Regions from separate parts of the Mus musculus genome. Here region 1 is linked to region 2. A link is a loop called in an ENCODE intact Hi-C map of the cell type or tissue named here. Cell type or tissue: heart. All regions are shown on one strand.

Evidence for each region. A loop is a pair of places that touch in the nucleus more often than their neighbours do. Peaks named below come from ENCODE experiments on the same cell type or tissue, not always from the same donor. Only the 100,000 strongest peaks of a DNase experiment are listed, where the experiment ranks them.
Region 1: it touches region 2 in a loop (4-fold over the local background); 20 of 42 quality-filtered maps call a loop at or near these places.

The regions. Positions count from the first base shown.
Region 1 is chr2:35,647,280-35,652,279 of GRCm38, reverse strand. All of the region lies in intron 2 of Dab2ip (disabled 2 interacting protein), which reads right to left. Among named protein-coding and RNA genes, the nearest start is that of Dab2ip, 28 kb to the right of the region's middle. In heart, CTCF peaks have their summits at 618 and 2,391 (motif pointing left); DNase peaks (open chromatin) are centred at 609 and 2,379; H3K27ac peaks cover 1,318 bases.
Region 2 is chr2:35,727,840-35,732,839 of GRCm38, reverse strand. It overlaps Dab2ip (disabled 2 interacting protein), which reads right to left. Exons shown (of 16, transcript NM_001114124.2): 16 at 1,846-4,782. The coding sequence ends at 4,615. Among named protein-coding and RNA genes, the nearest start is that of 9030204H09Rik, 89 kb to the left of the region's middle. In heart, a CTCF peak has its summit at 2,831 (motif pointing right); DNase peaks (open chromatin) are centred at 609, 3,119, 4,039 and 4,389; H3K27ac peaks cover 2,685 bases.

The DNA.
Region 1 (5,000 bases), 81 kb after region 2:
CTTTCCACTAGGAAAACAGACGCACTTGGAGATGGCACCACGGGCAATTGTCCTCCCACAATCTGGCAGTTGCAGGTTGCCCTGGGAGTCGTGGCCTCAGAAGGATCAGAGGCAGAAACAAAGTCTGGGCAAGAGCTGATGTTCTTCTGGGGCTCCTAGGAGCTGGTGGGCCAGCTAGACCTTCATCTCAGAGTTGGTAGTCACAGTGGCCACAGACGTAGATTTGAAGAGGTAGCTGCTCCCCACTTCATCCCCATCTAATTAATTTGCTCCCTGTTGCCCCCCTCAACTCCCCTTCACTCCACCAGCCCCTAGCAGGTGCCCGCAGCAGGAGCTGAGGATTCCAAGGAATCAGATGCCAGTCCTGCCCTTGAGAAGGTCATGATCAGCTGGTGGAAGGGAGGCACGTAGTGAATCGTTAGTGACAGAGCGGAAGAGAGGAAGGACATGAGGACACATCCTGGAGCTGGGAAGAGAATGTCTGCCCAGGAAGACCAAAGCAAGGGATGGAAAGGTGGCAAAAAGATCAACCAGTCCGAAGTCAGAGGCTGAGGCAGTCCTTCCAGGCCCTGGATGCCCGGATGCCAGGCTGGAGAGAGAAATGGAGCCACCTGCTCCCACTAGAGGCCATCTGAGGCACTAGGGCGGGGGAGGGGTGTGGCTTCTCTAAGATGTTCTCTAAGCAATCCACAGGCAGTTATTCATCGAGACGTTAGACTTGTGTACGAAACAGATGTCAGTATCTGCCACCTCCACAGAAGGCCTCCTGGCTTCAGAAACAATCCCTGCCCAAGAACTCACATGTAATTACATCTGTAATCCAACCCCAGTGCCATGTGATCACTTTGTATTCACAGCAGGAAAATGTGAGGGAATGAGGGGTGGAGGGTGATGTGGTTCAGTGGTACAGTGCTTGCCCAGCCTACACACAGTCTTAAGCTTGATTCCCAGCACGGTATAAGCCAGGCATGATGGTGTATGCCTGTCCTCTTAGCACTTAAGAGGGGAGGCAGAAGACCAGGAGCCCAAGGTCTGGTCAGTGAACCTAGACACCAGTGAACTCTAGGCTAATAGTGAGAGAGCCTGTGTCTCAGGGAGAGGAAGTGAGGGGAGAGAGGGAGAGAGAGGGAGAGAAGCTGAGAAGGGACCTCAAAGTCAACACACATGTGCACACAAACAAACACTAATGGATACACACATGTGCACACACACAAACAAACACTAATGGATACACACATGTGCACACACACAAACACTAATGGATACACACATGTGCACACAGACAAATACTAACATATACACACTTGTGCACACACACAAACACTAATGGATACACACATGTGCACACACACACAAACACATACACACAGAGAGCAAGAAAGTGGAAACAGGAAGGCGGCATCTGAACCTTACCTCTGTCCAGGCTCCTGATCCAGGAAGGGGATAGGGCCTGCAGGACCACAGGTTGGGTACAAAGAAATAACCTCTCAGGCACTGTGTTGAGCAAGGGAAAGCGGGAGAGGGGAGCATGGATTCCGATGTCAGCTCTGGCCCTTACTGTGTGACCCAGCACAGTGTGCCCCCTCTCTGAGTCTATCATTCCTCATCCATAAGGAGGGGACTAAAAAATGATACTGGCTAGCACAGACTGGCCACAGGCAAGCCATTAAGGTCCATGACTCCTTCCACATCCAAGTGCTGGAGGAAGGAGCTTCAGCGGGCCCTTCCACTCTGCTCAATGTAGTCATCTTAGAAAGCAAAGTGTGTGTGGCCTGGAACTGTAAGGAGGAAATGAACACCACTGCAGTCTGCCTCATGGACCTGCCAAGAACAGGTTTATGATCCTCTACCATGTCACCACAGTCAGTATAGTCAGCCATGCTGAGCTTGGAACCCCGTGCAGAGAACCTGACCCACCATCTGCCTCACCTGGAATGCCCCCCTATTCCCTCCCAAAGTGGTGGAGAAGCTAACAAGGGGCCCAAGGAACCTCTAGGCAATTCAGTATGGCAGGGTCTAACCATTTAGTAGGCCCAGCCTGGTGACTTCAGGGCCCTAACCCTACTTGTCAGCTCACACACTAGCCTTTCACCCTGAGCCTCTCCTGATACAAGCCTGCTGTGGCCCCAAACCTTGGTCCTCCAATGACCCCAAGGGCCACAGTAGAGATCCAGCTCTCTGAAGAAATCGGGCCAAGCCAGCTCAGCCAGCCCCAACTGTCATTGGTCAACCGGATGTTCCCTGACCAGTGTTACTGTCACCACAGATCATCCTGCAGCCTCCATAACTCAATGGCTCCCTGTGGTCAGGGGTACAAACTAAGACCTCAGCTCTCACTAAGAGCCACCCAGATGTCCACTCGCTGCCCTCTGCTGCCTCCCGCTGGTGAGAAAACAGCCTGCAGACAGGCCAGCTCTACCCATGCTACTGTCCCCTTAGAACACTAGCTCTGGTTTCCTAAGCCTCTCACTCTCTCATCTCTCTCCAACTCCTAGTCCCAGCTGCACCTCAGAGCTCTATCAGGGATGCTGTTGCTTTGGGGCAGTAAGGGACAGTGTGAAGGGGGAGAAATAGGCCCCGCTACCTGGGGTTCTGGGCAAAGTATGGGAAGGGTGGACCCTGAAACACAAGCAGCAGGGTTAGACACCGGCTAACCGCCTACCTGCAGGCTTTGAAGCCCTCACAGCTGCCCTGTTTGGAGATGAAGAAAGAGGTCTGGAGACAGGTGACTTACCCACAGAGGGGAGCAGTGGCCCTCCCAGGTGCTCTGTGGGGAGACGTCAGCACTGTCTCCCTGGAGCACAGGTCGAGAGGAAAAGCCTCACACCATTCCACCTCCCCTTCACTGAACCCAGAATGCCACCCTGAATGAGAACGCCTGTAAGGAGCCTGTGACACAGCCCAAGAAGCAGTCTTCACACCCTCACGGTCATAAGGGAGGCCCCGGCAGAGACCAAGGGACACTCTGGAAGGTTCTAGAGCTGCAAAGAAGGTGTGCAGAGCTGTGTTTGTTCCCTTTCTTTCCTCTCCATGTCCCTATCCAAGCTGCCCAGGCTGGGCTAGTGCTTCCTGTAACTGACCAAGCAGGCTCCCACAAGGGCATGTAAGCTCAGGGGATCAAGGCTTAGGTGAGAAGAGCAGTTGGCTTGATCCTTTAACCCATCCTGAATGGCACCCTGACTCCCCGAATAAGCACAAATCCTGTTCATTCAGCCAGGAGATTGTTGCTGCCCCCTAGACCTGCACATCCTGAACAACTCCTGCATCTGGTGGTCTGACCAAAACCTACCTAAAACAGTCCCTCTCTAGAAAAGGGCCTCCTTCTGCAGAAGGCACACATGGCCAGATTGGTAGATCCTTCGGCCACCTCATCCACCTTCTACTCGCCTGTTCACACATAGGGAGACTACGGTAGGGAGAGGACAGAACAGCTGAAAACCTCAAGTGGGTACAAAGTACAAAGGCTTCTGTGCTCCCACTAACGCCCCTCACATTTCTTCTCCCTCAGCTTTTCCTTCCTGCTTCCAGCACGTCACTCGGGACCATTGGTCTGTTCCTGTTTGGGTCTATCTTCCTCTAACTATTGTCTCTTTTGTTGAGAAACTCCTGCATGTCCCTTAAAACCCAGTCATAAAGGTCCCCACTGTAAGAATTCTCTCATCTTCTTTTAGCCAGAGAGCCTTCATTCTGGGTTCCCACAGCACCCCAGGCACCGTCCCTGAATCAGAAACACAGTTTGTGCACAGCCCAACACTAGTGAAAGTGAACCAAGAAGACCTGCTTCTAGAAGCATCCACGCTCAACACAATGCCACGTTTATCTGCAGCTTCTGCAGTTCCCCCACCCCCAGCCTTCCTCTCTGACACTTCTCCATCTCACAAAATATAGCCCTGAGACCTAATTTCAGCCGAACCTTCAAAGTCTCCACTTTCAACTTCCCAAGGAGGGATCAACTGGCTTCCATGTTTCATTTCCCAGACCCTCTGCCACCTCCCACCCCAACCCTGCTAGACTGCTCAAGGTCAATGCCTAGGTGGACAGAGGAAGGAGGAAGGACTGAGCCCACACCTAGAGATGGAAAAGGCCAATGGGCCATCCAGGGTACCACAGCTATCAGCATTTCCTTGTCTCCGGTCAGCCTGATTCTTGGGAACACACTAGGAGACTGTGGCCCAGGAGGGCTTGGCTTGGGTTGACCCTACACCTGTAAACCCCACCACCTACATGGCCTTTCATCTTTGTCTTCCCCCTTCCCAGTACAGAGAAGGCAGACCTGGGTGGGAATCCCAAACACCTCCCAGAGAGAAACAGGCCACTGTGGTCACCTACTCTCAGCCCCTTCCCTATGGGATCTTTATCCCAGGTCCCCTGGGGAGCCACAGCCCCATGCTCACTGCAACTGAGAGTGGAAGCCATGCAGGAGAACAGGGAGGACCCGCAACTCGATCAAGTCACAAAGCTGGCACCAGGCCTTGAAGCCACATTAGAATATTAAGCACAGGGCCATCATCTTCATTTCACACAAAGAAAAATACTGAGGCTCTCTCTAGCCCCACACTCTAAGAGGCTGTCACCCATGTCCCACTTAGCCACCCATGCCCTATGAAACAGCCGTGGGGATAGCGCCTCACAGAACGAGTGAGAACCCTGGGAGGGAACACACAACCCAAACTGGAGATCCACTCTCAGCTGGGTGGGACCTCTGTCAGATCCAGTCCTCTGCTAGTCCTTGAGACCATCTACTCTGACACACAATCTCCCACAGGGCACCTTCTGTGAAAGATGGTGACATCCTGTCACCCAGGTTTGCAATGGCAGCAACAGTGGCAGGTTCATTACAGCCTGTGGTATCTCACCTGCCTCCCCCAGGCAAAACCATGTTCCCAGGCTCCCTCAGGGCCTACAGGGAGCAGCTGCAAGCTGGAGCTGAGGATGCCACGGCCGGAGAAAATAAGTGTTCAGGAATGGGGTGAGGTGGCTCTCCTCCCGATACCCCAAAT
Region 2 (5,000 bases):
AATGGGGGCACACTGATTGAGAGCCCACTCTTCACTCAGAAGGGCTCAGCAACGTCATTCTAAATCTGTGCACTTCCACTAAGGCCTGAGAATCGAGAATTCGCGTTTAAAGGAAGTCGCGCTTAGCCCTTGGCTTGAACAAACAGTAGAAGAGTTGTAACCGGGGGGTGGGGGGTGGGGGGGGTGGGGGGGGTGTGCGCTGAAAAATGAGGAAAGGAACAAGTTTTAGAGGCTTCAAGCTCAAGAACTCTATTTCAGACAAATCAAGTTTGATGTGAATGAAATCCTCAAGTGGCAATACCAAGCGGGCACATGGTTCTGGTGAAAGTGCAGTGTGTGTGTGTGTGTGGGGGGGGCATTTACATGGAGCAGAGGGTGCGGCAAGGGTCCCTGCTGCTTCTAAAGAGAGCCTATGTTCATCTGTACTTTCCAGTCCCCTTCTCCACTGTCTCCAACCCTGGGTCCGCGTGTCATCCGCCCTGGTTTCTTGCTATGTAGCAGATGGCAAGCTTTCAATGGCCTCAGGGTCCTGGACTACACGTGCTCTCCGAGGGTGTACGCACACAGCCCGGGCTTCTTCTGGAACAGAAGCACTGTGACTCAGTCCTTTCATTGAGGAAATCTCTCTAAAATGAGCAGAAGGACCGAGGCCGGGCTCACTTCCCCTTTTCAGCCCTGTGGCTGGTGTCCCCAGGTCAGAACTCACTGGGTTCCATTTCTCCAGAGAATGATGGCCAGCATATAGTACCGTCCTTTCAGGGCTCTGCGGGGCAGCTGTCCTGGCTCTGACTATACGGTTGTCTATGCTTGGGGGCTCCCACCTAAGCCTCTGGGTAGGATCTGGGCAAGCAAACCTTTCCCGTCAGCTTCCAGTTGACAGTTAAGCAATTTTCTTATCTCCTCGGATCTCCTCCCACATTAATCTTGTCAGTACAATGATGTTTGGGGAGGAGACGAATCACATGTGATCAGGAATCCTCATTTAACTGCAAGACTCGTTTCTTTTAAAAAAAAAAAATCCTGGTAGTGTTATCTGCTTGTTTTTTATACATTTCTCACTGTAGCCTAAACTGGCCTCTGGGTAGGCATTTTCTTTATGTTTCGGTGTAGCCAAGTGTAGGCAATTTCTCATTTGCAATCTGACAGACAGATCTGTTCTCACGAGGGTGAATGCTTGATGGTCCTTGCTTATTAGAAGGCCTAAAAACCCTCCAACTGCTTTTTTCTTTTTCTTTTCTATTTTTTAGGGGTCTGGAGGTGTTTTTGTGCCAGTTTGCTCTGGGCTTCTGTGTGTTCTTGCCCTTGTAAGGCTGAACTGCTCATGTTCAACCCAGGGTTATCGCACATCAGAAGACAGGATCCCAAACACTGACAGATGCGGGACAAACCGCTGGGGACGCAAGGCACTCACTCATCCAGCAGGTACGGCTGAAGTGCTCTCAGTGAGTTCATTTCCAGCTCAGGAAAACCTGACCCTAAAAACCAAGCACTAGATGCGTGGGGTCAGCCAGCCTTAGCCTCCCCTCACTGGTAACCCTGGGCAGAGCAGAGCTCAGCTCTTCTCTCATCAGGTTGCAGATTAATAGGGTCGACCTAGAACCTCTGCAGCAGGAAGCATGGCAGCTCTCAGCTCCCAGGAATCACTGGGGCTCCCAGCCTGTGCAGGTCGGGAGGGCCTTTAAGAGGTCAGCTGCTCCACTCCCAAGCACAGGGCTTTCCACAGAGAGGAGGGGCAGTCCCAGGTCACCCAGGTAGGGGTCATGACTAGAACAACAGTATTAGGTCAAGATCCAGTTACCTGTAGGAAAACAAGCCAGGACACAGATGAAGAAAGGCAAGTCAGGCTTAAAATAGCTAAATAAATCTTTAATATTTCTAATTGCAAATGTACAGAAATTGCACAGCCACACGGAGTCTTCGAACACCAACAACTTCTCTGTACATTATTACAGGGTTAAAAGTCTCGACTGGAGGGAAGGGCTCCGGCCGATCCAACCTTTGCATTTTTCCTTTTCACATACTTACAAAAGGGGGAGCTGGGCACAGTGGGGGATCGGGTAGCCTTGTGGCCGAGTATATAGAAAAGAGGGGCTGGTTCCCTGGACAGTCTGGCTCCCAGACCTATGAGTATGAGGGAGGAGTGTCCCTCGGGCAGGTGCTGGGGTACACGTTGAGCTCTGGCCCTGGTCCCCACCCCTACTCCTGGGCAGTCAGAGGTCTTCACTCAGAGGAAGTTTGGCAGTTTCCTTCACCCTAACACACAAGTTGAACAAAAAGGTCAGGTGTCTGTGTTGGCAAGGGTGGGGCCGCTCTCTCCATCAGATCTTGGGTGTCAGTGGCCAGGGTCTTCCCAGAGCAGGGCCTCTGGCAACTCCAGCCCTTGCTGTAAGCAGAGCTCAGACGCCCCAAGCCGTTGCTGTGGGCAGGAGGATGCTTTACTGGCCCCACTGGGGCATTTGCCCCCATCAACCTTCCACCCAAACAGCATGCTTGAAAGCCAACGAATCAATGCCCCGGGCAGGAAACAGACAGACAGACACCTAGACTGCAAAGCTCTTTGTCCTGCCCAGCACCGTTCTCCAGGCTCTAATATCAACCGTGAGAGCAGTGTCCTGGCCAGCCCTCGCAGCACCAGGACTAAAGGACTATGTACATCCCTTGGGTGAAATAGTTCCATTACAGTCAAACACCAAGAACATTTACAAAAAAAAAATTTACAAAAAAAATATTGCAGACTTGCAATTAAGATAAAAATCTGTGGAGAGTCTGTACACTTTTACAGTTTTTGCACTAGGTAAATAAGGCTCTCGGCCTGAGAGCTAACAACCCCACCAGAGGGGGCCATTGCATCTGGCCCTGCGCTCTCCTGTCCAGGCCTGGGGACCTCCCCATATTGCTAGGAGGCGCTCAGACAGAGGTCACTTTACGAGGCATGGGCGAGAGTGTGGGTGAGGAGGAAAACAGGGCTCCCTGGGCAGTGGAAGGGCAAGACCCAGGCCAGGCCAGGCCAGGCCAGGCCCTGCCCAAGAGGCCACCCCTGCTGAAATGCATGGGAGCAGGGGTGTGGACAGGAGTGGGGCAGGAAGAGGCAGTGGCAGGCCCTCAGCCCCACCTCCTTCCTTCCTGAGGTCTCTGACCCTTGATAGCCACGCCCTCTCCCAGCATTGGTCTGCAGCCTAACTGGGTTCTTTTACCCTTGCCTGTCCATCGTGGACTGAGGACAGGGCGCAGCCTAGCTAGGCCACACCTCAGGATGTCCACGCTTTCTAGTGAGGACTCTAGGAGCATTAAGTGCAGCTTGCCTAGCCCCATTCTGCTGCCTGGGCAAAGCCTAGCTCCTGCCCTAGGTGACTCAGAACCAGGGCTTGGAATCTAGAGTGTGGGAACAGATGGGGACCCAAGAAAGACCCAAGCTCCTGCCCTTCTCTGTCCCACAAAGGGGGGGGGGGGAGGGACAGATATGCTACAGAACAGCCTAGAGCTGGGGAAAACCAGCCCCAGCTGTGGGGGATGCCCCTCCCTGCCTGCAGTGCCTGGGTCCTTGGCTGGGGCTGGGAGGGTGAGGAGAGGCGACTGCACACGGGGCCTGGTGCAGGCTGCTGCTGTCTTGGAGAGGGAGCAAGTCTAACATCCTCCAGGGCCGCTATTTCCCATGCAGTGCGCTCGCTCAATTTAAAAGGCCCCTGTGTTCCAGCAAGCGAGCAAGCGGGCTTTTGTTTCTAATGCATACTGTGAAAGGAAAAAAAATCACAGTTATCCACCTTCTCAGGGCCGGCAGGCTTTAGAATTCTTTCTTAAACTATCAGAGAAGAGAGATCACCTTTGCAGGGTGAGCACTGGCTGGCCTCTCCCCACAGGGCCACTGTGCAGGCCACACTGGGACCCTGGAGAAGGCAGCTACAACGCATGGTGCAACCTGGCCACCTCTGCCCAGCTCTCTGGCTTCTGGAGTTCCAAGAGCATGAGCCAGGCCCGCATGTGAAGTGTGGGAAGCTATGGCTCCTCCCACGGGTATGAGGGCCCAGCAGAGAAAGTGCAGTGCTGTCTGTTTGGCAATGCAAGGAAGGAAGGGAAGGAGGGTGGAGGGTGTCACGTCTGGGATGGGCATAGGACCGAGGTTCTGTTCTTCAGTTCCTCACCCCCTGGAAGGGTCCCTGACCAGCTGCATGCAGTGGCAGGGGCTCAGGGCAGAGATGAACAGGGGCCACTCTGCCTGTCAACTACTCCATCAGGTCCTGGGGGCCATGGGAAACCCACAGCAGTGGCCCCTAAACCTTCCTTGAGCCCTTTGCAGGTAGCTTCCTCCATGGGAAAGGGTAAGGAGGGGTACATGCACCTGGCTGCTCAGAGAGAAGGTGCCACATACCAAACTCAACAACCAGAGACACATTCGGCAGGCCTCCCTGCAGACTGGCCCCACTCCCCAGTGCAGTCTCCGCTGCCTCTACCCACACCCACTGTTCAGGTGGGCAAAGAGAAGGGGGGCCACTGTGCCCTCAGTCTCACGCTCCATCAGTCTTACGCCCCCTCCACTGCAGGCTAGCCTGCAACTGTGGGAGTCTCCTGACGGAGACCCTGTCCCGGGCCACCACAGTCCCCCTCTCCTCAGGCAGGTTAACAATTGCTGCTGTTTCTGAACTCGCCGTTCTCAGTAATCTGCAATTTGGTGGGGTTGGTGGGGGAGACGCCGTTACGGGCTTGCATGCTGTACCTCTCTTTCAGCTGTGTGAGGGCACTCATGAGGCGGGCATTGGCAGCATCCAGCGAGGCAATGCGCTTTTCCTGTGGGCAAAGAGGGCATTAGTGATGCTTGAGGTGGGCTCTAGCCAGCAGTAGCCAGCAGAGAGCACCACGACAGGCCAGAGAAGTGTGTTAGGCCCAAGCTGTGGAGTAGCTGGGCAGGTTCTGTGCTATCACAGACTGGGGCCTTATAATTTGCCTCCTACCTATACAAAGCTAAAGCGGAGCTATAGCACCTGAGCTCGAAGGCAGAGCCTTTC